2 separate regions of the Homo sapiens genome follow, and region 1 is linked to region 2. A link is a loop called in an ENCODE intact Hi-C map of the cell type or tissue named here. Cell type or tissue: heart right ventricle. All regions are shown on one strand. Links, peaks and the distances in the headings refer to the core of each region. The heading gives the core; the rest is flanking DNA. Region 1 overlaps ZNF827 (zinc finger protein 827). Region 2 overlaps MMAA (metabolism of cobalamin associated A).

Evidence for each region. Peaks named below come from ENCODE experiments on the same cell type or tissue, not always from the same donor. Only the 100,000 strongest peaks of a DNase experiment are listed, where the experiment ranks them.
Region 1: it touches region 2 in a loop (2.2-fold over the local background); 1 of 110 quality-filtered maps calls a loop at or near these places.

The regions. Positions count from the first base shown.
Region 1 is chr4:145,760,111-145,762,996 of GRCh38, forward strand. ZNF827 (zinc finger protein 827) reads right to left here. Exons shown (of 15, transcript NM_001306215.2): 15 at 1-1,488. It also overlaps a transcript of C4orf51 not described here. Among named protein-coding and RNA genes, the nearest start is that of C4orf51, 81 kb to the left of the region's middle. RefSeq lists enhancers at 2,313-2,814, 2,815-2,886. In heart right ventricle, for the core only: no CTCF peak of the experiment used is centred there; a DNase peak (open chromatin) is centred at 1,651; H3K27ac peaks cover 1,104 bases.
Region 2 is chr4:145,643,184-145,646,042 of GRCh38, forward strand. It overlaps MMAA (metabolism of cobalamin associated A), which reads left to right. Exons shown (of 7, transcript NM_172250.3): 4 at 2,803-2,859. Among named protein-coding and RNA genes, the nearest start is that of MMAA, 25 kb to the left of the region's middle. In heart right ventricle, for the core only: a CTCF peak has its summit at 1,684 (motif pointing right); no DNase peak of the experiment used is centred there.

The sequences.
Region 1 (2,886 bases), core at 387-2,886, 120 kb after region 2:
ATCTCCAGCAGCACTGTAGATGGCTACCATTCCTTCATCGACTAAGCACCAGGCCCTACCACTCTGTAGCCATCAAAGAGAGAGGGAAAGGTGATGAAGGAGCACAGGGAGAGACTGTCGTGGATGAACAACCCAGGAGGGAAAAGAACGTTCATCGCTGTTAAAGAAGCCAGTACAAAGAATGTGCAATAGAAATGTCATGGCACACGACACACGGCTTTCTCTTTCAGAATCCACAAACGCCCACACACCGCATTCACCCAACAGAAAACCAAATGCACCAGTATATAAGCTTACAAGTGCTGATTGCTATTAAGGACACTCTCTTTAGGGTTTAACAAGACAAGATTCCTTTCAGAGAAAAGTACGGAGAAGGGCTGAGAGTGGGAGTGGGTGGCTGGGGAGGCATGCCTCTGAAGGTAGAAGTATGCAGTAGGTCACCTCTCTGAAGATTGGATAAAGCAGCTTTCAGGTCAATGCAATAGGTATACACACAGAGCCAATTTTCTATTCCTTACTAAAGATATACAGTACACATGTTCCAGACCCATCGGGGTCTGTAGGTTTTGCAGCAACATACACCTGCTGGGGTTGTGTTTAAGTTTTGTGGTTTTTTTTTTTTTTTTTGTCTTTTGTCTCTCTGTTTTTGGTACAGAACATGGCTGCCCTCAGACAGTCTCTGCTCTTTCTCTCAGTCCGAGATAGGCCAGGAAGGAGTGTTTGGGTGAGGGGATGCTGGGAGGCGCAGTCTGAGGTCGGGGAGGGTGGAATGTGAGATCCAAGTGGTTCTTGGGGTATAACATTGTCAAGGGAATGAGATGGGCAAAATCTGAGTTCCGGTACTTGTCAAAGCGCAAAGGGGAGCCGTTGAAGGCCAAAGCCTTGAGTGCCAGGTTGGGCTCTGAGCTGCTGCCGTGGGCTGCCGACAGGGCCACGGTCTGCAGAGCCTGGGAGGCAGACATAACTGACAGGGGAGACAGGAGATTCCGGGAGCTCCCGACCACCAGGAGCGGGGCCCCCGGGCCGGCCGGTTCCTTGGGGGCTGGACACAGGCCCTTCTTGTCCTCCTCGGGGCAGTCCCCACTCTGGTGCTTCTTGACGTGGCGGCTGAAGACGAAAGGGTGTGTGGTCTTGAACAGGCACTCTTCGCAGCTGAAGGTCTGGCGTGGGGCGTGCTTCAGCTTCTTGTGCAGGTTGAGATTGTCCTTGCGCTTGCAGCTGTAGCTGCACTGGTCACAGTGGAAGGGCCGCTCCCCGGTGTGGACGCGCACGTGCTCGATGAGCTTGTTGGCGGTCTTGGACAGGTAGCCGCACTGGTCGCACTTGTAGTGGTTGCCCAGGCGGTGCTCCCGGGTGTGCGTCTCCAGCTCCAGCTGGTTGGCCTTCACCGTCTGGCAGATCCGGCACTTGTACTCCATCTTGTAGTGGGTCTTGAGGTGGCACTCCATGGCAGCGGGGCGGTTGGTGGAATAAATGCAGAATGGGCACCTGCCGGGGAAAGCAACGCAAGGGAGGTTCAGCCGGGAAGGTTCGGAGGCAGCCGCGCTTCTCGCCGCCTCACCAGCCTTCCCTCACACCACCCCCCAGTGTCTGAGGCCTGGCCTGCCCAGCCCAGCCCAGCCCTGCCGCCTCTCAGGGGTGGAACGGCCCTTTTTGGCTCTCCCTGCTGACAGAGCAGTCCCCGCTGACAAGCAGCTCTGGCAAGGTCCGCTCAGCCTATTCTGGGTCTCTTGGCCGATACAGGCAAGGCCAGCCCTCACCAAGGGGAGCAGAGAAAGTGCCAGGAATCAATTTGCTGGTGCTCCCCTCCAGCCCCCGCCCGGCCCCTCGGAGCCCTCCCCACTCCCGACCAGACAGCGCAGAGGTCTAAACCTCCTGACCTCCCCTCTAGATGGGAGCAACACAAAGAATCGACTTTTCATGCACCACACCAAGCACACGCAGAAAGGCTAAGAGGTTTTAAAGAACAGCTTATAGGGGGAGCGCTACCTCCAGCAAACAGAAAGTCACAGGGGTCAGAATCGTGCTTATTAAGGGTTTGTTAGGATGAGAAGGCCTGTGTGTGTCTCTCTGTGTGAGTGTGTGCATGTGTACATATCTATGTACTCGTAAAACATATCTCCCTACAGGACTAGCTCTTTGTCAGGAAAGGAAGCTGAGGACTATGGCAGGGGCATGGGAGGAGAAGGAAGCCCACCCAACGGCCCATCTGCTAATGAGGAAGGGAGGAGGGAGGGAGACAACTGCTATCTGGAGCTCGAAGACATTATTAATACATGATTATGCCGGAGATAGGATAATAATCCAACTGGATTGGAAATTCTCAGAGGGCAGGACCATATCTTACATTTCCTCTGCATTCTCTGCAGTGCTTGGTAGAGTACTTAACACACGGTAAGCACTCAGGACATACTGGTTCATTATTTGAGTGGTCTCTACAGGCAATTTAGGTAGATTCTGGAAGGGCGGATGCTGGTCCCAGCTCCATCACCTTGTCAGGCTGGAGCTGGACACCCTAGCCTGGGCCTCTCTGTGGCTCGGTTTCTCCATCCTTTGCAGTGAGGCTACGCTACCACCAACCCTCCTGGCTGTCCAGAGGGGCCACGAGGAGTGGTGAGGCCATGTTAACAAACTCTGCTGAGCCTCTCTTTTAGAAGCTGCCAGGCTGGAGTCAGTGGCTTATATGAGAACTGTAGTGTGTTTGCTCTCTTTCCACAAAGAATGCAGATGCAAAAGTGGCTGCCTCAGCTCTTGCTTGGCTCCTGCAGGGCAGGGCTCAGGAGTGGACTGTCCTCGGAGGGTCTGGAGAGGTGTTCAGCAGAGCCCAACACAACCAAGTGCACCGTGCACGGCCTCCTCAGCGCCAAGCTCGCCGTTAGCCTTTGA
Region 2 (2,859 bases), core at 360-2,859:
GTTTTTTCTTCCCTTACCCCTCTTTATGATTTAAGCTTTTCATATTACAGTTACTCACTTAGCAAGTATTTGAGTGCCTACTATAGGTGAGGCATTGTACATGGAAGGTTCTTAAACTGTGTTATATAATGGTGAACAAGATACAGTCCTGGCTTTAGTGAGGTTTACATCTTATGCAGGAAACACAAACACAGGCCATTACAATACAATGTGTGTTGTGAAGGGGTAAATACAAGATGCTTTATGGAAGTATTTGGTTTTTGCATACTGTGTTATAATGTGGGTTTAATACTAAGTATTCAGAATGATGATGTAATCATATTTTAGGGACTTAGGTTAATATAGACGTGGACAATTCCTATTATCACCCCATTCCTATTATCATCCCATTGAGAAATCTAGCTCAGAACATTCAAAATTTTTGAGTCACTATAATAAAAAAAGTTAACTGTAAAATAAAATTTTTGCTCACAAGGTTCAAAATTAAATCCATGTCAATATGTTGTCTCATTTACAGCTTTAGAACTTTGTTAAAAGTAAGTACTTAATGAAGGATTTTTTAGTAAGTGGCCCTCATTTATATATAGGTGAGAAGGCCATTCCCCCATTTTCACAATATTCTAGAATACTTAACAATAGAAAAAAATAATAGCTTGAGATAATAATAGACAAAAATAATGTCATAAAATAGCCTGTGATTAAAGTTACATAGCTATGTGTTTCCTAACCTTTCTCAAAAAATAGTGGTCCCTTTCTCAGGCAAAAAATTATATAGACTTTGAAAGAAAAAAATACAAGGATAGACAAAACACTATGAATATAAATTTCTACCTTATTGTATCAGTGCATACACTTGAAAAACAGCATTACATTAAAGTTTGAGAAGCATTAGTTTTTTGGTCTATAGTCAATCTTTTTTGTGCTTTAAATTCACAGACCCCCTGTGATAGCTTTGAGACCTTCGTGAGAGTCTACAATTAACAGTTTTGGAATTTCTGGCTAAGACATAGGAAAGTAATTTCCTAATGTTTACTTCAGTGTGATGGGATCTATAGGATAGTAATTTAAAGTATAGCTTTGGCAGATTGTTTACTTACACAGAGATTATTTCATGCAGAAAATTACCTTAGAAAAAGGTTGTATGTGAAGTAAATAAGGAAGTTGATGTATGGGGTACATGTGTGGTCTAGAATTAGAACCTATGAGAAGACTCTGAACTGGCATTTAGTGGTAAAAGAGCATATCTTTAAGAAACTTTTCAATCTTTAACATTATGTGGAAAGATATGTGGAAACATTATGTGGAAAGAGGGAAAATGAATATTCAGATTAGAACAGCAGTACACCTACAAATGTTGGTATATGACTAAAGCAAAGTAGTAAAACATAATAGTCCCAGGACTTTCAGTCTTCTAGAATTTGTAAGTATTGATGTTTGTCAAAATATTATACTACAATGAAAACAAAAACATAACCAGTTTTATTCCACAGTTATTGAGTGCCTACTCTTAACACTTTGTTAAGCATTTAGTGTACAACCTATGTAAGACGTGGTCCTGTAGGCAAAGACTTATTTAAAGCATGGTTTCTCAAGTTTGGCGGTAGTGACATTTTATGTCAAATCATTCTTTGTTGTGGGTGGCTGTCCTGTGCATTGAAGGATGCTTATTTAGCAGCATATCTGGCCTCTACCCAGTAGATGCCAGTAGCACCCTACCCCTCACTTGTGACAAGTAAATATGTCTCTAGACATTGCCAGATTGCCCCCAGTTGAGAACCACTGTGTGAAAGAGATAAGAATTAAAAATATGAAACCAAAAAATGTGTTGTATGAATAGTTTTCCATCCATTAACTCAGCTTACATTGCATTCAGTGAGAGCTCCAAATTTTCTAAGTAGTAGGCGATTAGAAGCAACAGACTGGGCAGAAGGGGCAGCTTGAAGATATATTTGTGTAGCATTTACGTAAGGTTGAGAAAATGTCATTTGCAAAAATAAAAGAATGAGGAGTGGAGGGTGCTCATGGAGATAATAGAAAGGGGAGGGACACTAAAGTTCTCTTATGCCCTCCAGGATGCTGGCATACATTGCAGAGCTGTTGTACCTTAGAAAATCACAGAGATGGGCATGGGCTGAAAAGGTTCCAGGCAGACTATATGAAGGAGCAAGGACTTTTACTGATCTTTATAAGGTGGATAAGTTCTGTGTTTTTGTTATTAACGGTTTTTGAAGCACATTCCTGTATATAATTACATTTGCTTCTCCCAGTAGCATATTACCCTTGTGATGTAGCTGAGGAAAGAGGATTCAGGAAGGTAAAGTGACCTCTCAAAATTGAATAGTGTGAAATGGTGGAGCCAGAATACAGACCCTGGGCTTGACACATTGTAACTTAGCAGTGAGGAAGCAGGAGAGATACTTCTGGCATGAGAGCACAAACAAAAAAGATGGGACGAAGCAAACACAGTGATGTTAAGATGACAGTAAAGTAACCACCCTGGTTGGAACAGAGGATTGGTGTGGGGACTAGTAGAAGCCAGAGTTGGACAGGTAAGGTGCGGCTGAAGAATCTAGATTGGAACCTTTGGTCAGGGGGAAGCTATAAATTATAGATTTTGAGGGGCTTGAAATGTTAAGATTAATCTGACATCATTGTATACAATGAGTTGGAGAGAAGCTCAGTAATATGAAATGCAGTTTGAGATTTAGGGAGAAATGGCATAAAGCACTTCCCTCTAGGAACTGGCTGATAATTGACCCGTAAAACTGTTCCATGATTATAAAATGTAACTGTATGTTTTAGGATCACTCTTAGGTGATAAAACCCGAATGACTGAGTTATCAAGAGATATGAATGCAT